Regions from separate parts of the Mus musculus genome. Here region 2 is linked to region 1. A link is a loop called in an ENCODE intact Hi-C map of the cell type or tissue named here. Cell type or tissue: left cerebral cortex. All regions are shown on one strand. Each heading gives the region's core, and the rest is flanking DNA. Links, peaks and the distances in the headings are about the cores only.

What was found. Hi-C counts contacts between places; a loop is a spot of excess contacts. Peaks named below come from ENCODE experiments on the same cell type or tissue, not always from the same donor. Only the 100,000 strongest peaks of a DNase experiment are listed, where the experiment ranks them.
Region 2: it touches region 1 in a loop (3.0-fold over the local background); 2 of 42 quality-filtered maps call a loop at or near these places.

The regions. Positions count from the first base shown.
Region 1 is chr16:23,544,330-23,555,593 of GRCm38, reverse strand. It overlaps a transcript of Rtp4 not described here. Among named protein-coding and RNA genes, the nearest start is that of Masp1, 29 kb to the right of the region's middle. In left cerebral cortex, for the core only: CTCF peaks have their summits at 4,250, 5,073 (motif pointing left), 6,954 and 7,631 (motif pointing left); DNase peaks (open chromatin) are centred at 4,247, 5,048 and 7,023.
Region 2 is chr16:23,717,656-23,728,919 of GRCm38, reverse strand. It overlaps the pseudogene Gm6640. Among named protein-coding and RNA genes, the nearest start is that of Rtp4, 110 kb to the right of the region's middle. In left cerebral cortex, for the core only: no CTCF peak of the experiment used is centred there; a DNase peak (open chromatin) is centred at 7,004.

The DNA.
Region 1 (11,264 bases), core at 1,228-9,227:
CCTTTTCTCTCACCCCCAGCCACAAGGCTTTTTCACCATCCTAGAGCATCCAGCTGTTCTCAAAGTCCTTGTACTAGCTGGTCACTCTGCCCCAAACACTGCTACAGGTGTCTCAAGAGGACTGACCCTCTGTCATCACTCCAACATAATTTCTTGAATAAGGCTTACTTACTGGGCATCAAAAACACTTCTTTTGCCACCTATCACCTCCCACACATACACTGTTTATTCCCTGATGTTTACCATTTGTTTTCTGTCTCCCTGGTCCAGCATCAAGCTCTGGGTTTTCTGTTTAGTTTCTCTAAGAATGAAAGAAGTACTATACAAACACATTTACGTATATATGTATACGCATATGTGTGTGCTGGGCTTATATGTAAACGTATGTGTACATGTATATGCTGCATGTTTTATATGTGTTGTATATGTAGTATATGTATGTGTATGTATATGCTGTATATGTACGTGTGTGTGTGTGTGTGTGTGTGTGTGTGTGTGTGTGTGTGTGTGTGTGAGAGATGTGTATGTACATTTTTATGAGAGAAAGAACAGGTGAATGACTGACTATAAAAATATTCAGAACAGTGTCTGCCACCAAGTGAGTAGCAATCACCGATATTAACCAAACGGCTAGTAATCATTAGCCACCATCAACATTACCTCCACTCCTCAGACCGGAGTTTGCAGTGCAAAGCAGTTCAGCCTGCAGTGAGGGCCACAGGGGAGGGAGAGCAGCAAGGACCACTTGCAGTTTAATGAAGCTTAGTCGAGACTCATTTCTTCAGTTGACTTTGTAGCAGCTCCTTGAGTTTTCACCCAACGGCTCTCTTGTGCCAGGCTTGGATGAATCCCTTGAACCCACTCTGGCAGGGTTCTGCTGAAATCACTGCTCTGTGCTGCTTGGGAGAACCACAGGCCTAATTTAGCCAGCAGGAAATAAAAATTAATAACCTCAAAGAAACCTCAGCCTGGTTTTGCCATTACCTCATTTCTAGGGGTTTTTTGGTCATTAAGACCATATTAGAAAATTAAGCCCAAACCTGAGAGCTGGTAGTTGTTATCACTTCTGAACAAGGACAGGCAGGCTCAGGATTCCAGGGAGCAGCCCAGAATACAAACCATGTTTAATATTTGGAGGCTAGAAAACTGGCCTAATGGTAATGCTGTTTTACATAAAGTTTTTGTCTGTAATTTTTAAATCTGGATTTAGAAGTTGAGGATAAGAATGAGGAAGGCTAAGGAGCACCGGCAGACACCCCAACATGAGGGGTGATGGTGAAGGTAAGAAATGGTTGGAGTCTAGATACATCTTTTTTTTTTAAAGATTCATTTATTTCTTATATGTAAGTACACTGTAGCTGTCTTCAGACACTCCAGAAGAGGGCATCAGATTTCGTTACAGATGGTTGTGAGCCACCATATGGTTGCTGGGATTTGAACTCGGGACCTTTGGAAGAGCAGTCGGCACTCTTAACCACTGAGCCATCTCACCAGCCCCTAGATACATCTTAAAGGAGAGTCCATTAATATTTTCTGATGTGAGGGAGACTTGGGTTTCCCACACAACACTACAGTTTTCGGCCTAAACTCCTGGAAAAGCTAAAAGCACTTAGATGAGATAGGAAAAGGATCCTTGACCTTGGCACACTGGTGGTGTCTGGCACCATGTGGCTGAGGCGATGTAAGCTGTTTAAGTGAAGATCATGATGGTCCCTTACACTCATAAGCATGAGGGGTGTGATGGAGCCCTTTGTGCAGGAGGATTCCTGGCCACTGAGGCATGCCCAAAAGGGGGCACTTTTCTTGAAACAGAAAAGGGGTTAAGAATGGGAACTATAAATTTGGGGTCTCCCAGGGCCTGACACTATTTTCATCTCAATGATGAAAGTTCAGGAATGGATGAAGCAGCATGAGCCAAAGAAAACCTCATCTAGGTTGGCGGGGAGGGGCTCAGCACACTGTAGAAAGGAGCGTGTGCAGTGTGGAAGCCTGACTAGTGTACCCAGGAGACTCCAGACAGTCCAGGGACTGCCAGGAGAGAGACAGGGCCTCAGCTGGTGTCAAAAGGATGGCCCTCTGACCTCTCACTAGGGAGCTGTGCTACAGTTTTCAACAGGCTGGAGGCTGTCGCTAGCAAAGTGCAGTCAAGACTATTGGGTTCATAATAGCACCATCATCCCTTCCCCGTTTACCTTCTTTAAAACCTGGTATTCACATTTCAAACTAGAAATGTGGGTGACCTAGGAAGATCTGGGAGGCTTCTGTGGGCAGATGGCACCAGTGGCATCACGAAGGGCAGCTGTGTCAGAACACAAGCATCCACCTACCTCTCAGAAAGGGAGCCATCTAGGTCCGTCTCTCAGTCCAATCAAGGGAAGAAGAGGGGACTGAGCCATGGGGGAAGGCAGAGTTTTCTAAAGGTGTCACTGGGGACCCCCCACCATTCTTCATTGAAAGCAGTAGTTGAAACAGCCCAAGAAAACCAAATGCTCTGAAGGACCCACACTAGTCAATCTTCACACTTGAAGGGAGGCATCTGACCCTCGGACTGTTCTTCAGTGAAAATGGAGTAGCTCCTATCTGAAGGGACTCCGGTGTGAGAATGACAAGCTGGCCAGGTGGACTGCCCATGCAGGGGGAGAGGCTCACGCCAAGTCTAGAGACTTGGTTTCCCAGGTTGAAACTGCCACTGAGTCTTTCTTGACAAGTCACATCACCTCTCCATGTCACAGTCTCTTCATCAACAAAGTAGCACAATGGTTCTCTAACCTCTTCAGGTCATAATTCAGTTTATTTTGACAACAGGATAGAGCTTTAAATGGAAGAACATACCTTGCAAGCTAGCAGGTTGCAATGAATGGCCCATAAATTACCGTTGCCGTAGTCTAACGCTGTCTGAAAGTGTCTTGAGTGACACAGTTATAGCAGCTAAGATGTGCTGCATAACAAGTCACGCATCCTTTAATTGGTCACTTATGGCTTTTTCCAAGTCAGCTGGGTGATTCTGTCCAACTCTGAGTAGAACTTGGCCAACCCTGACTTTACATCTATACATGGTCAACTTGCAGGTTTCTGGTAACTCTGGTCAGCTCTCTCCCACACACCCCTGATATCTGTCCAGCAGCCTGGCTCAGCCCTGGTGGCAGAGACCCAAGGGAGACAACGGCCGCTCTGAAAGCTTTTGCTGGGACTGAGTTTGATGATGATCTGGCACAAGCTTGCCAGTCAGACCTGAAGTGTCCCGTGGAGGCCTGGGAAACTATCGTGTTTCCTACACAGTTGCTACTAGGGAATGAGTATAGGAATGAACGCTAAGAAGGCTAGGAAATCAACACACAGCAAACACTTGAACTGGGCAGGAGGGATTCAAGAGGAAAAAGGCTTAGTCATACATTAGCTAGAACTTGTCCCAGACAGCCTGGGCCTGAGTGACCAGGAAGATAAGATCTGGTGACCATATTATGCAGCCAGGTAGGGCACTGGTGTCAGAGATGCTGAGGCAGCAGGATACCAGATGGCTGGAGGAGGTGAAGGACCCAGAGCTCGTACTGTGCTTCTATTGCTCAAACACCCATCTTTCAAATTCAATCCCACATTGCATAGCTGATTTTCCAACTTACTTTCCCCATTTTAGAATTAAGTTCTCTTTCCCAATGTCCTAATTAATCAATTGTGTTAAAGAAAACAAATAATCTGTAGGGTACTTAAAAAGAAACTGAAGGGCTGGTGAGATGGCTCAGTGGTTAAGAGCACTGACTGCTCTTCCGGAGGTCATGAGTTCAGATCCCAGCAACTGCATGGTTGGCTCACAACCATCCTTAATGAGAAACAAATTTAATTAATTAATTAACTAATTAATTAATAACCTATGGGTGGGAGTGAGCGGGGTAGGAGCAAGCAGGGCCGGAGCGAAAGGAAAGGGGGGTGGGAGGAGGGAAAAAAAAGAAACTGAGTAAGACAAAAAAGAAGAGTTATTATTCCCATTTCATACTTGAGGCCAGTCCTGTGCTTAGTAAATGGCAGCCAGAACCAAACAGAGGCTCCTATTTCCAAGGTCATTGCTCCGTCCTTTGGTCTATACTGATTCTGGCTCTGGGTGCAGGGAATCCCTCAGGCATGCATGTATGGAGCAGCAATATGAAACAGAGAGGAGCAGGCACCGTGCCTGGAGCATCCTGGCAGAGGGAGTCATAAGACAGACAGCGTTGCATAGCTGACAAGAAGCTGCACCCTTCCGGTGCAGGCTGGGTACCACTCCATGAGGCAGCTGCTGGCTAAAGATTATGACGCTGCAGCACAGCTTCAAGCTTCAGCATCTTTTCAGGGCTGGCAGCCTCCTAGGAATGCTCGATTAAAATCGGCGACCTCCTGGGTACCACCGAGGCAACGGTGGGACTCTTCACCTCCGCAGCTTCTCCTTAGACAGCGCAGTCTACTCTCGTTACAAACGGGGAAGCTGCCGAGGCGCGTAGCTATCACAGTGTGACTGTCAAATATTAGGTATTTACAGCTGAGAGAAATCATATGTGGCTACACAATGTGTCTCAGGAGCTACTAAAAGAGCATGGTAATACAGAACATTCTGGAAGGGAGAGTCTGTGACATTCACCGGATTGTCAGAGAGGGTTCTCAAACCCAGACTGACAATAGTTTACAATTCCTTTTCCATGTCCTACCCTTGCTCTGAGCCCAGGAAGAGGGGACATTTATTTGTACTAAGCCATGCCGCTTCTTGCCATCCATATCCGTCCTCTAGAACAAGGGGTACGCAAGAGATCCCACTAGGACCAGCTCAGAACATTTCCTTGCCTGTGTCCCGGATATGAAGTCTGAGCCAAAGCCGCTGGGAGTACAGAGACAACCTCTAAACCTTTTGAAAGTGTGGAAGGGGCTGATTTTTAAATTTGCATATTCAAAGACAACTAATGAATAGCTTCATTGCATCCTTCAAAATGAGTATTTTCTCAAAATCTCTGAATTGCCTTCTTTAGAGATTAGGTGCTACACCCGTGGCACTTGGGAACGCATAGACAAGCCCTGCTTTGTGCCGAAGGAAATCCTCTAGTGTCACCTGGTGGCCACAACATGTCACTGCACCCTTCACAACAGATTTGTGCCAGTTCTTTTTTTTTTTTTTTTTTTTTAGGGGATTTAAAAAAATTTTTTTATTAGATATTTTCTTCATTTACATTTCAAATGGTATCCCAAAAGTCCCCTATACCTTCCCCCCACCCTGCTCCCCTACCCACTCACTCCCACTTCTTGCCCCTGGTGTTCCCCTGTACTGGGGTATATAAAGTTTGCAAGACCAAGGGGCCTCTCTTCCCAATGATGGCCGACTAGGCCATCTTCTGCTACATCTGCAGCTGGAGACACGAGCTCTGGGGGTACTGATTAGTTCATATTGTTGTTTCACCTATAGGGTTGCAGACTCCTTCAGCTCTTGGGTATTTTCTCTAGCTCCTCCATTGGGGGCCCTGTGTTCCATCCTATAGATGACTGTGAGCATCCACTTCTGTATTTGCCAGGCACTGGCATAGCCTCACAAGAGACAGCTATATCAGGGTCCCTTCAGCAAAATCTTGCTATCATATGCAATAGTGTCTGCGTTTGGTGGCTAATTATGGGATGGACCCCTTGGTGTGACACTAAGGAAGTGAAAGATCTGTATGACAAGAACTTCAAGTCTCTGAAGAAAGAAATTGAAGATCTCAGAAAATGGAAAGATCTCCCATGCTCACGGATTGGCAGGATTAATATAGTAAAAGAAAATGGCTATCCTGCCTAACACAATCTACAGATTCAATGCAACCCCATCGAAATTCCAACTCAATTCTTCACTGAGTTAGAAAGGGCAATTTGCAATTTGTGCCAGTTCTTAACCCCACTCATTTCTGCTAGCCTGTGTATTGGCACCCAGGGACTTTGTAATCTTTTAAAATGGTGACAGAGACAGGGCCAGGCCTCCTTTCTCACTGCCCAGCTCTGTCCAGTTCTGGGCAGTGCCTCCCTGTGACTCCCCATACTTTACCTTCTCCCTGTGCCAGCAATATCCCATCCAAAGTACAGATGGGACAAGGGCGACTTCTCTGCCGCCACTGGGAATTTCCCTCTAAGCAGCCTCCTTTACTCAAAGTGATCATCTTGACTTTCTAGTCTCCTGAAAGTCCTGCTCACACACTATATTCAGGGCTCACCCTGTGGCGCCCCTGCATATGTGAGAGATCACCTCATCCACGGAACTGTGCAGCCCAGATTGAAGCCAACAGTGTCCCGTCATATCTGTCTGCGCGACCAACTGTCTGACTGTTTTCTGGATCCTGGGGAGAGCAGGCTGTGGTCCTGTGTGCTGAGCTCACACTCAAACCTGAGCCCAGCTAGTACCTCGCTAACCACAGAGCTGAGGGTGTGGCTTACACAGGGGCACCTTAAAAGCTTTGAACTGTAAAGCTCAATATGGCGTCCAAGATTGAAGGTGATGCCTTTGGGGGTGTTGGTCTCACCCTTTGCTTGCTTTCCGGTTTTTGGTGTATTGAGGCCTCATTGGTAAGGTCTCAGTCTAGGATGGACTGAAACTATGGCATTTCTCCCCAACTTAGCCTACCAAGTGCTGCGGTTACAAGCATGCGTCACCACATAAAGGTGAGTTTACAAGGGTTTTAGTGTAAAGCATTTTGGTGAAAAGGAACTGCCATGCCCAGAAGTGTTAGCCTCAGGGTTTGTGTGTGTGTGTGTGCGTGTGCGTGTGCGTGTGCGTGTGCGTGTGCGTGTGCGTGTGCGTGTGCGTGTGCGTGTGCGTGTGCGTGTGCGTGTGCGTGTGCGTGTGCGTGTGTGTGTGTGTTTAGGGTAGACGTCTGCGTTATAGAGCACTCTGAGAGCCAGTCTAAGAACTTCACAAGAGCCAAATCACAACAGGCTATGTATGCCTATCTAGGGACGACATGAGTCTTGAGAGATCCAGCAGAGGGTGTGGTAGGCTGAGAAACATTAAAGAACACAGTCCCAGGAAATGGCACGGAATCCCAGGAGAGGCCATCCACGGTGCAGATCTCTGGCCTGTCAGTTCAGCGGGTAGCAAGCTATCTGGGTGGTTCCTGAGCCATACTGAAGAACATCGGAAGGAAGTGATGAAGAGAGACGGGCAGAAATGGTGTGGCAGCCGAGCAAGGTGGCACGTGCCTTTAATCCCAGCACTCGGGAGGCAGAGACAGGCAGATTTCTGAGTTCCAGGCCAGCCTGGCCTACAAAGTGAGTTCCAGGACAGTTAAAGCTATACAGAGAAACCCTGTCTCGAAAAACAAGAAAAAAGAAAAAAAGAAAAGGTGTGGCATAGAAGGGGCACGCAAGAAGTAGGAGCAGAAGAAAGGAAGCAAACACGTAAAGAGGCACTCTGAAAAACACAAAAGCAGAGCCAACAATACGGTTAAGTGAGGTGCAACTAGATACGGTTAAGTGAGGCATGAACAAAAGAGAGCCTGACTGGGCAGGCTTAGACACTCAGGCACCTTCAGGATGTCTGGGACAAAAAACAGGGAGCAGAGGGTACACACCATCAAGGTGGGAGAAGTACTCTGTCAAGAGCAGTGGTTCTCAACCTGCGGGTTGCGCCCCCTAGGGGTATTGAATGACCCTTTCACAGGGTTCCCCTGCAACCATCAGAAAATACAGATATTTACATTATGAGTCATAAATATCAAAATTACAGTTATGAAGTAGCAACAAAAATAATTTTATGGTTGGGGTCACCCCAATATGAAGGCTTGTATTAATGGGTCACACACAGCATTAGGAAGGCTGGGAACTGCTGTTCCAGAGACTCCACTGAGGAAGAATGTGGGGGGAGACTGCAGGACAGCTGGAAGGGGACACATGGCGACAGAGAAGGATGATGCATTTGTGTCAGGAAAACTGAAGTCTCTGTGCCGTGAGAACGGGCAGCCACATCAGTGTCTGCAGAGGGCAGAGAGGACGAGGCTACCCTAGGCTGGGGCTGGGAGAGGGACCCTGAACCCAAGGGGGAGGGTCCTCCTTCAGTGAGCAAGTATGCAAGAGGAAAAGTAGACGCACAAGCCAATCCAAAGGTTAAGTAAAGGTAGGGACGCTGAGAACGGCCATATGGCAGAAGCTGACCTGGTGAGATTTCAGTTGATCCAGAGCTTGATGAAATAACAACTGAGCACAGACTCAAAGACGCTGGGCATCTAGAGTGGAGATGGGCTACACGCTGGCTTCAACTATACAAAAGTAAATGATGCTGTTGGGTTCAAAGTGCAAGAGCAAGAGGGTTGACTGGGGTTCAATAATAGCAGCCAAACAACTGCAGCATCGGTGGACGGCGGCCTCTGTTGTGGTTTGAGAACGAGAGATCCTCCAAAGGCTCATGTGGTGTGCTCTGGGTTCCCAGACTGTGACACTATTGTGAATCGTAGAGAGCATTCAGGAGCTTGGCTGGCACAAAGCAGTCAATAGGGAGGGCCTTTGAAGTCTTCTCTGTCTCTATGTGTCTTTTCCTTTTTCTCTGTGTCTGTGTGTCTGTCTGTCTCCATGTGTGTGTCTCTGTTTCTCTGTGTCTGTGGGTGGGTGTGTCTTTCTCTGTGTGTCTGTCTCTCTCTGTGTGTCTCTTTCTTTTTCTGTGTCTGTGTGTCTGTCTGTCTCCATGTGTGTGTCTCTGTTTCTCTGTGTCTGTGGGTGGGTGTGTCTTTCTCTGTGTGTCTGTCTCTCTCTGTGTGTCTCTTTCTTTTTCTGTGTCTGTGTGTCTGTCTCCGTGTGTGTGTCTCTGTCTCTCTGTATATCTCTGTGTCTGTGTGTCCATCTCTGTCTCTGTGTCTCTGTGTGAGTGTGTCTATCTCTCTCTGTCTCTCTCTGCCTCTCTCTCCGTGTGTGTCTGTCTGTGTGTCAGTCTCTCTCTGTCGCTTTCTGCCTCTCTCTCCTGTATGTATGTGTGTATGGCTGTGTCTGGCTGTCTATGTGGGTATATGTGTGTACCCTGTATATTTCCTGGTACTACTCTGTAAGGCAGTCACCCTCCTACCATATACAGAGCCACATGCCCCTGCCAGGCCTCCCCACCTAGATGGACTGAGATTTCTCTGAAATTATGAACCAAAACCTATGCCTCCTCCCTTAAGTTGCTTCTGAGCAAATTTCATCACAGCAGTGGAAGAGTAACAGAGACACTTTCCATTTTGCTAGAAGGGTCTAGGAGGCTTAAAAGCAGAGGGATTGAGGTAATCAATACAGATTCTCAGAACTTTAGGTTTTCTACTCTACTATCTACCATTTCACTCATCTGAAGCTTTGAAGCTATGAGTGCTGTGTTTACTGAAACAAAGCCCTATTCTCTGAGACATAGATGTGTGTGTGTGTGTGTGTGTGTGTGTGTGTGTGTGTGTGTGTGTGTGTAATTGTAAGCAAAGGCATTTTAATCATAAATTAGAGCCATGTACTGGCTGGTTTTGTGTGTCAACTTGACACAAGCTTGAGTCATCAGAGAGGAAGGAGCCTCAGTTGAGGAAATGCCTCCATGAGATCCTGCTATAAGGCATTTTTTCAATTAGTGGTCAACGGAGGAGGGCTCAGCTCCTGGTAAGCGGTGCCATCCCTGGGCTGGTGGTTATGGGTTCTATAAGAAAGCAGACTGAGCAAGCCAGAGAAAGCCAGCCAGTAAGCAGCCCTCCTCCATGGCTTCTGCATGAGCTCTTGTCTCCAGGTTCTCACCCTGTATGAGTTCCTGTCCTGACTTCTTTTAATAATGAACGGTGCTGTGGAAGTGTAAGCCGAATAAACACTTTCCTCCACACCTTGCTTTTTCGGACATAATGTTTTGTCACAGCAATAGAAACCCTGACTATTACAAGCCAGTTCTTTGCAATTGTTGTGATTTATAAAATGGCTGGGTGAGGGGAGACCTTGGCTGGCCCTGCCAAGGTGTCACCCTGGACAATTAGGTCATATGACAGGCCTAATATAAAAGGGAGTTCACTTGGAATCTAGAGATGGGGATAGAGGCAGAGGAAAGAGGACAGAGGACAGAAAGAGAAAGGAGAGAGGAAGAAAGAGGGGAAGAGGCTGGCTGGGGACACGTGGGGAAGAGAGAGGGAGAGAATAGGTAAAGAGGGGAGAAAGAGCGGGAGAATGGGGAGGAAGAGTCCTTTTATTCAAGGGTACCTGGCTGTTGCTAGGTAACTGTTAGGCGGTGCCTAAAGAGAAGGCTAACAGGGACTACTCTCAAAACCAAATACCCAAAAGGTATGGTTGCAAATAAGGCTCATAAATATCCCTGACACTTGGAGATACTTGCTATGATACTTGGAACACTAAGATGCCAGAGGAGAAGTTCTGTTTCTGCAGGTATGAGATAGAGGTCAGAAAATGCTCTGGAACTGGAGCAAGACCTGAGCCACAGAGCTGCTTAGCAGCCCAGGGAACTAGGCTGCAGGTGGCTCCCATCCTAAAGCCTAAAGAGAAGCTGCCTTCCCTGTGCTTCACTCATAGTCAGAACCAGCCTCAAACATGACAAACGTGTGTGCTCGAGACCACAGCTGTCCATGGTCTACTCCTGGTATTTTTGGTTACTGTATAGAAGCACGTAGGCAACTGGTGTCCCAATCCTATCCTCCCCAGGAAACTGGGGACAGGAGGACCACTTGAGCCCAAACGTTTAAATTTATCCTGGACAACACAGTGAGATCTTGCCCTAAAAAAATTACAAAATACAAAAAAAAAAAATTAGTTTCCAAGATAAATCTAAGCATCGTTCACCTATTCTTATGGTTTTCAACTGTTTCTAAACCACACATGGTTTAATGATACTGCGGATGTGGTGTGAGGAGACCAAGAAGTACTGAGAGGTTTAGACGAAATTCAGCATGTCTGCAGAGCAGAGTACAAATGAGCAGAATTATCTGCCATCTCCACGTCGGGCTTGGTTTTGTCAGTCCCTGTGCCTCCCATAGCCTCTGCCTTCCCACCCTGTGTTTATGCAGTGTACAGTGTGCCGAAGTTTCTGCAGCCATCACGGGTTTTAGGGCTCTCTCTACTTACCCCACACAGCACCCGCTCCTCCTCTGCACATTCCTTTACCCCAGCAAGCCTCTGCTCTGCTTCCTGTCTCTCTATTGTTTTGCTTTTGTAGAAGTTTCATATAAATGAAACCATAAAACATTTGCCTTTGATGTTTAGCTTCTTCACTTAAAATAACGCCTGGGATGACTGGCCCTGTTTTACAAGTATGCGTAATTCGTAATTCATTCGTTATATTTAGA
Region 2 (11,264 bases), core at 2,123-10,122, 170 kb before region 1:
GAATGCTTCAAAGGGTTATGTGATGACTAGTTTTATGCCAACTTGACACAAGATAGAGTTGTCTGGCAGGAAGGAACTTCAACAGAGAAAGTGCCTCCATAAGATTGAGCTGTAGACTAACCTATAGAGCATTTTCTCAATCCATGATTGGAGAGCTCAGTCATGTGGGGCCATCCTGGTGTGGGACCGTGAGTGGCAGCCTGGTTTCTGGTTAAGCTAGGTTTAAAACCCTGGTGACCCAGCAGGTGACCATAGCCTGCAAGGCATGGTAGGCATTTTGCCACACTCCTAGACACCATGCTCCTGACACAAGGCTGCAGCTCTCTACTCCATAGGCCATCAGTCATGTAAGGTCAACGCCCCAAGCCCCTCCACAGGTAAAAGACTCATAGCCTCAAAATAGAACTCCATTTTAATGAGGACTCTAAAGGCCTGAAGGGTTAGCTAGTTAAGCTCCCCTTCCCAGACACTCCTCCCCACAAAAGGTATTTAGCCTCAGACCTGTCCTGAGATAGGGGGCTATGGTTTTACTCATTACAACTCTCTGCCATGACAATAAATACCTTAAAACCATGGACTGTAAATTCTCATTAGGACCCATGTGGAGAACAATGGAGCAAGACTTCCTCTAAAGAGTCACATCTAATCTCCCGCAGGAGGTCTCTCTGCACTCCCAGCTATGGATTCCACCAAGCCAAGCAGCCCACTGAACAAGCCAAGGAAATCCAGCCAGATCTCTCCTCCCATCCTTTTCCCTTTGGCCCCAGGCTATATCCAGCCTAAGGGGGAGGGCGCTTCATTCTCAGTTCTTCTGCGGCATCCAACAGTGTCTGTGGTGCCCAAGAGTCTGAGAACCTGCAGTCCTCAGCCTCTGTGCAGGTCCCTGACCCCTGAGCCCAACTCACAGGGACTTCAGACTGTGCTTCCCCACCCCTGGATCAGAGCCCTGTGGCTTCTCACAGCTTGATGCACGCCTGGCAACTGCATGGGGAATGAGCAGTCAAAACTCCCCTGTCTGTGTCCCACCTCACCCAGTGGCCCAAGCTCTGAGCAGATGAGTCAACCACCTTTTAACCCACATCCTGGGGCTGGTGGTCCTGGGTTCTATAACAAAGCATGCTAAGCAAATCAGATGGGTAAGTAAGCAGCACTCCTCCATGGACTCTGCATCAGTTCCTGCCTCCAGATTCCTGCCCTCTGATGTGGAAATTTAAGTCAAAGAATTCCTTTCCTTCCCAAGTTGCTTTGGTAATGCTGTTTCATCACAGCAATAGTAACCCAACTAACACAGGGTCTAAAGATCAAGTAAATGTTAAACTCCTACTACTACTGAACTCTCTCTCTCTCTCTCTCTCTCTCTCTCTCTCTCTCTCTCTCTCTCTCTCTCTGTGTATGTGAGTGTGTGTGTGTGTGTGTGTGTGTGTGAGTGTGTGTGTGAGTGTGAGTGTGAGTGTGTGTGAGTGTGTATGTGTGAGTGTGTGTGAGTGTGTGAGAGTGTGTGTATGTGAGTGTGTGTGAGAGTGTGTGTGTGTGAGTGTGTGTGTGAGTATGTGTGAGTGTGGTGTGTGTGAGTGTGTGTGTGTGTGAGTGTGTATGTGTGAGTGTGTGTGTGTGAGTGTGTGTGAGTGAGTATGTGTGAGTGTGTGAGTGTGTGTGTGTGTGTGAGTGAGTATGTATGAGTGTGTGAGTGTGTGAGTGTGTGTGTGTGTGTGTGTGTGTGTGTGTGTGTGTGTGTGTGTGTGTGTTTAGTAACTGACTTCCAGGTATTCTTGACCTCTGGAGATATGATTTACTTGTACTTTTTCTGAGTCTACTACATCTCTGTAGAGCAGTTATGTCTACAGAGCCTCTTCTGTGTGTACTGTTGGTGGGGGAACAGCATCTCCTGAGAGTTTTGTTTCCTTAATCGGGGCTGTATCACCTGAGACCTTCAATCCCCTGCTCTGACCTAGAGTCACTATTTAGCCAGTGCCTCCAATAGTACTCCACACTACCATGAAATCACAAACAGCTGGAATTAGAGTGTCTGATGACGATATCGTGGTCTATTTTTTTCACACTGCAGTTAATTATAACATTCACTAAAGAAAGAAATAAAGGGGCTTGTTGTCATAGTGATGGCTGACTCTTCAAACAAGATGCATAGCTTCAATTGGAACATCTGCCTATACAGAGACAAATACCAAGTTGTCATGTATACTGTAGAGACTGCTCTTCAGGAAAAGGAATTTGACATGGACAGGGTTTTGCACACATGTGTTGGTCCAGATCCTTTTTGTATAGGCATGCTTTTCTTCAGATTTGTACCCGCTTTCCTGAGCGCTTTACTGGTAGTCAGGATCTTGACTTCTCTACAGTAACCACTGTTGATCTTAGATTCTTGTACCCAGGACCTCTGTAAGGATCTAAGGCTGAGGGAAGGGTGCTATAAAATTACTGCCCTGGAGCCATGATGGCATTCTCTCTGTCACAGAGAGTAAGGAGAGAGCCAGCTGAAACTCCTGACAAAAGCTGTCAAAAAACATTGGGGAAAGTTCTCACTGGTTCCTTTGCTACCTTCACCACCACTGTTGTATTTTCAGCAGGTGTATGATATGCTGAAGACGCTCCAGCTTGGTTTCTAGATTTTGTTTTGAAATAAAGATGATCCACATAAGCACAAAAGGAGCTGTAGGTGGTTAAGAAGAGACTATTGATCAATGTCAGGCAGCAGGTATGAGACAAGAACTGTCCCAATCACTATAAGATTGGTTGTACTATCTTCTTGCCTATGAGTCTCTAGTCCTAGCTATTCACAAGTCTCAGGCAAAAATATGTGAGTCTTTGTCTAGCCTGAGCAATATAGTGGGACCTTGTTGCAACAGAAACCAATCTGGAGATATGTTACAAGGAATAGTTAAGAGTGCTTTTTATTTACTTGTCCATGTGTATGTGTGTGTGTGTGTGTGTGTGTTTGTGTGTGTGAGAGAGAGAGTATGTGTCTTCCAGAAGACCTGTGTTCAGTTCCTAGACTCTAATCAAGTATAAATCCAGTTCTAGGGGATCCAGTACTCTCTTCTGATTTCTTAGGGATCTGCATAAATGTGTTTCACACACACACACACATACACAAGAACAAATACATCTTTAAGTTTTCCTATATTCCATTTCTGTCAGGAGGCAATAAGTAGAAGCTAAAAACTAGCAGGTGACTTTCTTGAGATGGGTCCACCTTGGATTAAAATCTACAATGGATTTGCTCCAGTAGGCAAGGCCCAGGAGAAATCCATTTTAGGAAAGATTCCTGCTATTAATATGATTTTCCTGTTATTATTAAATAATGTATAACAACCACTAGGTATTAGCCTACCCTTTTGAGCAGAACTGTGCAGAACAATGAAGATGTACTGTCTTGTAGTGATGCTAAACAGACAAATAGATGATTTTTCTTAATGATCCTTAATCAAAATCCTAAATGATGATCCTATAAGAATTCCTGAAATTATAGTCATTGTTATGCTCTTACATAATAAACTATTGAATCCTTTCTGATAGTCAAAACTGCAATGAGAAAGAACTCTGCCAGTCTTTAGACTCATGAGTTAATTGCTCCTGAGATAGAAGGCAAGCATCTACTACTTAGAGCACATTACAAGAGATTGTAAAACCATTAACTAAAGGTCATAAGAAGGAAACTAATGATTTACTATAGGTGCTAGGAGAGAAGATAAAATTTTGGGTTTATCTATACAAAACTTCACTAATACTTAGTCACAAAAAGTTACGGTTTTTAACTCTCCATGAACCTGTGGAGCTGTGACAGATGATGAATGTTTAGCCAGATAATTATTCCTAATGGATAGGCATGTAAACATTCTCTGTTGTAAACTTCTTATTCGGTTTATGATTTGAATTTATGTATAAACTTCAGATGACCTTTTTACCATGTGATCATGTATTCCGAAAGATGTAGAAGTGCTGAGGACAAAGAAAGGTGACAGAACCGAACAGAGGAGAACTTTTTTTAGACAGAACTCAAGAGAGAACTTTTTAAACAGAACTAAATTCAAGATGAACTTAAAAGTAAAGGCGTAACATTGGAAGTAATACTATTGAGAGTAAGGGCATTATTGTGACATCAGAGCAGGAGGAGCAAACAAGATTAGAAGGAGAATACAGAGTAGAATAACTTAGGAACTCTGTGACAACTTAAAATACCAAGAGAGCAATATGCAGAATGCTAAGGGAAAGAGGGGGAATAAAAGAAGCTGCAGAAAGAGCAGAAGGAGCAGACAGGCTTCTCCTTACCACAGTACACAATAGGTCTTTTCTTAATAGCAAGGTAGGCTTAGTCTTATTAAAGATAACAAAGCTTTCTTCTTATAGACTTGGGTTTAATTCATTTAGCAATAAAAGGATAGAAGCTTTTCCTTTCTTTATGGAATAAAGATTGGATCTCTCTCTCTCTCTCCCCCCCCCCTCTCTCTCTTTGTACTGGTGCTTCGTCTTTTGCTCCAAATACATATGTAAGGATAGATGAGTGTGTTTCTCTCTCTCTCAATCTCTCTCTTTGTCTGTCTGTCTGTCTGTCTGTCTGTGTATAATTATGAAAATGTATGTAAACTAGACTTAACTAGTTTGAATGAAAATGTATAAATATGCATGAGTGAACCTGTATATGAATTTATGTGAGCGTATGCTTATCTGTTTATATAAAAGTCTTTCCTTTGCAAGCTTGATTCTCTTCTCTAGGTTCAATGGAAGTTTATTGCTCCAAACTTCCCTCTAGTCTGACAAGTGAGAGGCATCAGGACAAAAGGGAAAAGGCTCTAGCAATTAATCCTTTACTTAATACCCTGCTATTTTATGATGAGGTCCTAAATGCCAAAGACTGCAGTACCTAACCTTAGAGGAATTCAGAAAGCAGGCCAGCTACTGAAGCAAAGTGGTTTAGATTAAAGATAGGTAAACATTTTATTATTGTACAGCAACCCCAAATATCCCATAAGACCAAGTCTTACCCCTGTCAATGCTCTTCTTCTCCACTGCCTCAAGAAGAACCAAACATGAAAAAAGACATACCAGGCTGGCTTCCAGGACACCAAGTATTCAGGGTATAAAAGTATGTCCTATTATGGCAGAATGTTTATAGCCAATGAGAGGGGAAGATTAGAATTTTCTGCTAAATTTGTTAAGTCTTTTTATTCCCCCATAGTCTGTGAGTCTAGACCTAACCCTGAATCTTGGTTGTTTCTAGCTTCCTCTCCTATATCTCTGCTTTGAGACTTGGAGCCAGTGAGATAGCTCAGTGCTAAAGGCACTTGCCTCCAAATGTGATGGACTGAAAACAGTATGGGAGGAGAGAAGCAAGTCTTGCAACTTGTTCTGTAATCTCAAAACATGAGCTGTGGTAGGCATGCAAATACACCCCCACACAGAGAGAGAGAGAGAGAGAGAAACAGAGAGAGACAGAGACAGAGAGAGAGAGACATGAATAAATAAAAAATACATGGACAAAACAAAACCTTGAGGCCATTACTTGCACAAAATTATTTTCACCGACACATAATATCAATCCAGGAAAAGAAAGAAGTTATGAGAAGTTACCTGCCCAGAAAACCAGTTGCTGAAACCATGCTAACAGATAGGCTTAACATTCCTCCAGTTCCTGGTTTGTAAGGTATAAAAGAAAAGCGCTGGACAGAAAGCTTGGTAATATGAGTTTTAATGCTTGGTTTTCCCTATCTGGCTCTATGATTTAGACAAGTAACTTTCCCTCGAACAATAACTCACCTTGAAAACTAAGGTGACAGTGTTGGACCAGTGCTAACCTTATGTTGAAGTGGACAGGATGCAACATATATGAAAATCCTAATAGTAAACATGGGGAAGGTGGTCTGTCACTACATTTGTTCAATCCTGGTAAGAGTGGTACAACAAAAAAACTAACATGGAAAAACTAAAAAGTCCCTACAAATTATATATACTTGATCACTGTGTTGTTGACCCCAGAAGTGTATCATCACAAATCTCAATTGTGTTAAAACCATGTGAAAGAAACAAAGCAGAGAAGTTTAAAGACCCTAAATACCCCCCAAAGATACCCTAGGTTACAAGCAGACAGTCCCTGGAATGCTTGCCCAGCTGTCTAGACAGTGATGGAACCTGAAAGGTTGCTTTTCAGACTCAGGCTTTCAGGTAAGTAGAAGAAATCCATGTGAAGATCAGACTGGTGTGATGGGACTGGGGAGGGGTTGATAAAACATCACTCTCGCCTTTTATATCCATTTTGTTTTTTGGGGGGAATACCAGAAAGCAACTGAGCATACACACCTGAGACCAGATATAAACTGAGAACATGGAAACTGGAGTAAAGAAGTGAGAACGGGAAAAGCCAGGTCTAAAACTATATATGAAACATTCCCCTCCTAATTCCCCATCTCCCCAAAACAAAGGAAGAGGGCGCTCTGGTGCTAAGAAGCTAGACAAATACTCCTGATGGTTCTCTTTTTAAATGATGTCCCTCTCATTTTCTGTTTATTATCCTCATGTGACTATAAAGTTTGATGTCAGTTGCACTGGTCACATTTCAAGTTCCTATAAGACTCATGTGGTTAGTATCTGCCACATCGCACAGTCCCAGTACTTCTGTCACCACTGAGAATCCTATCAGACAGAAACAACCATCTCACATGTTATAGGAGTGACAAAAAAAAAAACAAAACAAACAAACAAACAAAAAAAAAACACTGCAAGTCAAATTCTGTGTGACACAGCAGGACAAAGAAATTAAGAAGAAAAATATCCCATCTAAAAATGGGTGTTGATGGAAAACTGCTTTTCATAAAGATAGTAAATGTTTTAGATTTAGTAGCCAAGAACAGATGGTAAATATTCTGTGCAGATCCTAGACAATTTTGGCTATATATACCAATTTCTCTCTGTAGCAACTGCTCAATTCAGCTAATGTAGGGCAAAAATAGCCATAGAATATAAATAAAGAAATAAGTGTGGCAGTCCTCCAGCAAGATTTTATTTGAAAAAAACAAAATAAAACAAAACAGATGATAGGCTATATTTAGCCTCCTGGCTATACTTTGCCAACTCTACTATAAATCATAAAAATTTCAGAAAGACACATCCACAACTAAAATGAAAATGTTATCTGTATTGCTTACTATTCTGTTGCTGTGAAGAGACACCATGACCAAGATGACTTATAAAGTAAAAGTATGTTGAAGTAAAAGATTGTTAGCTTGCTTACAGTTTCAGAAGGTGAGTACATGATCATAATAGCAGGAAACATGGCAGCAGGTAGCAGTAGCAGAGAGCTTACATCTGATATAAAAGAGGAAGAGAGAGAGAGAGAGAGAGAGAGAGAGAGAGAGAGAGAGAGAGAGAGAGAGAGAACAAAGTGTGAATAATGTGGGCTTTTGAAACTACGAAGCAAACCCCAAGTGATACACCTCCTCTACAAGACCACATCTCCTAATCCTTCCCAAATAGTTCCACCAGCTTCAAACTAAGTATTCAAACATATGAGCCCATAGGAGCTGATAAAACATCGAGCTTATCTCCAATCTCCCTGGAAAAAATCCCAGAATAGAAAGAAGGATACACATCTGTGAACAGTATAAAGTGACAAAGGGGCTACTGGGGGAAAGAAATGAGAAGGAAAAGAGGAAAGCCTTCTTATTTAAACTAGCACAGTAGCCTAACAGTCAAAATCAGCTTTAGAAAATGAAGGAGAGGAAGAGGAGGAGGAAGGAGCAGATGAGGGAGAAGAGGGGAAAGAAGGAGGAAGGGAAAAGGGGGAGGAGGGAGGGAAGGGGAAAGGATGTTTTAATTCTGCAAATATAATGGGCATGGAAAATAGTTAGAAAAGCTGACTGTCGTTCTCCTTTGCTGTTGCTCTGGTAGAATATTTTTGACAAAAGAGAGTCAAGGGAGAAAACATTAATTTTTAAAATTTATTTATAGTTTATTCATATACAGCCCATTTATGGTGGGAAAGTCAAGGTAGCTGGAACTTGAAGCAGCTGATTGCATTATATCTACAATCAAGAAACGGAATAGAAAGTGCATGCTGTTATTCAGTTCTTGTTCTCCATTTGTACAGTCATGGAATACTGCCACATATAGTTATATGGGTGTTGTCACACCAATTAATGTAGTCACGATAATACCCCACAGATGCCCCCAAAGATCTATCTACCAGAGAAATTTAGATACTGTTAGTTGACAATAAACATTAACCATTATGCTGACTGTCTTAGGGTTTCATTGCTGTGAAGAGACACTATGGCAATGGCAACTCTTATAAAGGAAAACATTTAGTTGGGGATGGCTTATAGGTTCTGGGGTTCAATCCATTATCATAATGGCAAGAAGCATGGCAGTATGCAGGTAGAAATGGTACTGGAAAAGCCAGAGGCACCAGAAAGATACTATGTAGCACACTGGGAATAGTTTGAGCATATATGAGCTCAAAGCCTCCATCCATAGAGGCACACTTCCTCCAACAAGGCCATACCTCATAATAGTACCACTCCCTATGGCAAAGTACTCAAGCACATGAGTCTATGGGGCCAAAGCTATTCAAACCACCACACTAACTTTAGTTCATTCTGACAAGAAATCCTCAGTACATTTCAAATTTTCAGTGAGAGACAAAAAAAAAAAAAAAAAAAAAAAAAATCCCACAGAGATAAAGATAAAATTCAGCTTGTAGTGATTTGAATATGCTTGGCCCATAGGAAATGGCACTATTAGGACATATGGCTTTGTTGAAGGAAGTGCATCACTGTGAGGATGGGATTTGAAGCTCTGCTCAGTGCAAAAGAGATGGTTTTCTCCTGTTTGCCTTTGTAACAAAATATAAATGTTGTCCTTGGTTGTAGTGTCTATTCACAGCAATAAAACCCAAAGACAGAAGTTGGTACCAGGAGTAGGGTTTTGCTATGATGAACCTGACCATGCTTTTGTTGGAAAGAGTGTGGATTTTGGGACTTTGAATTTAGAAGCAGTGGAATGCTTTAGGTGGGGCTTAATAGATTTCCCTAGTAGGAATATGTAAGACATTGGTGTTGAAGGTGATTTGAATTGTGCAGACCCGGCCCAAGATGTTTCACTGGAGAACTTTAATGTGTGGCCTAGAGACTGTTATTGTGATATTTTGGTGAAGAATGTGGCTGCTTTTTGGCTTTGTCTGAAAAGTCTACCTGAAACTAACTAAGGTAAAAGAATTTCAATTAATTGCTTTGAAAAAGGAAGTCTCAAAACAGCCTGGTATAAATTCTGTTGTATAGTTACTAAAATTCACTCTTCTGAAGAACATTTTGATGAAAAAGAGCAAGCTTAGAGAGGAAAAATATAAAATCTATGGTTTAAGTAATAAAAGGACACCAGGAAGTGCAATGAAGCTAAAAGAGATAAACAGATTAAGGGAGTAGTGACTTTGGAGGAAGATTCCACCCAGCTAGCTTATTGTTTATGCATTTGCCATTGAAAAAGGGATAGTTATATCATGATAAACATTATTTACTTGGTTTTTTTTTCCATTGGATTTCTAATCTGGATGAACTACAATCCAGAAATGGAGGGCACAGGCTTTTAATCCAAATCTTGAGGAATAGTGGCCATGATTTAGGTTCAGGCATGTTAGTACATGTTTTTAATCCCAGGAGACAGAGTGAGGCAAGGAGATTTCTGAGTACAGAGCAAGTTCCAGGTAAAGAAAAGCTTAAGTCTAGGTGGTATCTATACCTTAGTCCCAGAATTCAGGAGGCAAAGCCGTGTAGATTTCTGAGTTCAAAGTCAATCTACAGAGCAAGTCCCAGGACAGTGAATGAGTTAGAAAACAAAAATCTGGTGGTAAGGTAATTAAAACAAGGGGGCTGGTCATGTTTCCACCCCAGCAAGAAGCAGAACTTGGCAGCTTCAGTCATTTGACTCTGGCTTTAGAGTCAAGAATAAAAGGGACTACTTGGACAATTGATGCTGGTTAGCTGAAACTAAGAAATAAGTGGTGATTAAGAAAAAACAGCATTGCACCTCCATCTTGGCCAGTGGTGGTAAGAACATGCTGTGTGCTAAGACCTGATGGCTAGCGCTGCTTTGGCTACTACACTCCCCACTGTAAGGGGCCCGTTGTCTCCAGAAGAGCTGGATATTCTTTGTTACAATTATGGCAGACAAATTAACAAGAATTGCTATTTTCAACCACAATAAATGCAAACCTAAGAAATGGAGGCAGGAGTGCAAAGAGAGTTGCCCTGTGGTTCAGATGGGGAAATTATGCATCGAGGTTACACCCCAGAGCAAAATAGCATAGATTTCTGGAACTCTTTGTATTGGTTATGGTATTTTTATTAAGAAATGTCCCTTTGGCGCCTTATCAATTGTCAATTTGCCAAGCAACTTGGAAAAAGAAATAACACATTGCTATTGTGCCAATGCCTTCAAGCTTCACAGGTTGCCTATCCCTCCTCCAGGTGAAGTTTTGAGATTAGTTGGAATGAATGGTATTGGAAATTCAACTGCACTAAAAATTTTAGCAGGAAAACAAAAGTCAAACCTTGGAAAGTATGATGATCCGCCTAATTGGCAAGAGATCTTGGCTTATTTCCCTGGATCTGAATTACAAAATTACTTTACCAAGATTTTCGAAGATGACCTAAAAGCCATTATCAAACCTCAATATGTAGACCAAATTCCCAAAGATGCAAAGGGGACAGTGGGCTCTATTCTGGACAGAAAAGATGAAACAAAGACACAGGCAAGAGTATGTCAGCAGCTTGATTTAACTCACCTTAAAGAACTAAATGTCGAAGATCTTTCAGGAGGAGAGTTGCAGAGATTTGCTTGTGTTGTCATTTGCATACAAAAAGCTGATATTTTTATGTTTGATGAACCTCCTTGTTACTTTGATGTCAAGCAGCATTTAAAGGCTGCCATTACTATTCTATCTCTAATAAATCCAGATAGATATATCATTGTGGTGGAGCATGATCTAAGTACATTAGACTATCTCTCTGACTTCATCTGTTGTCTATATAGTGTATCAAGTGCTTATGGTGCTGTCACTATGACTTTTAGTGTAAGAGAAGGCATAAATATAGTTTTGGATGGCTATATTCCAACAGAGAACTTGAGGTTCAGGGATGTGTTGCTTGTTTTTAAGGTAGCTGAGACAGCAAATGAAGAAGAAGTTAAAAAGATGTGCATGTACAAATATCTTGGGATGAAAAAAAAGATGGGAGAGTTCAAGCTCACAATTGTAGCTG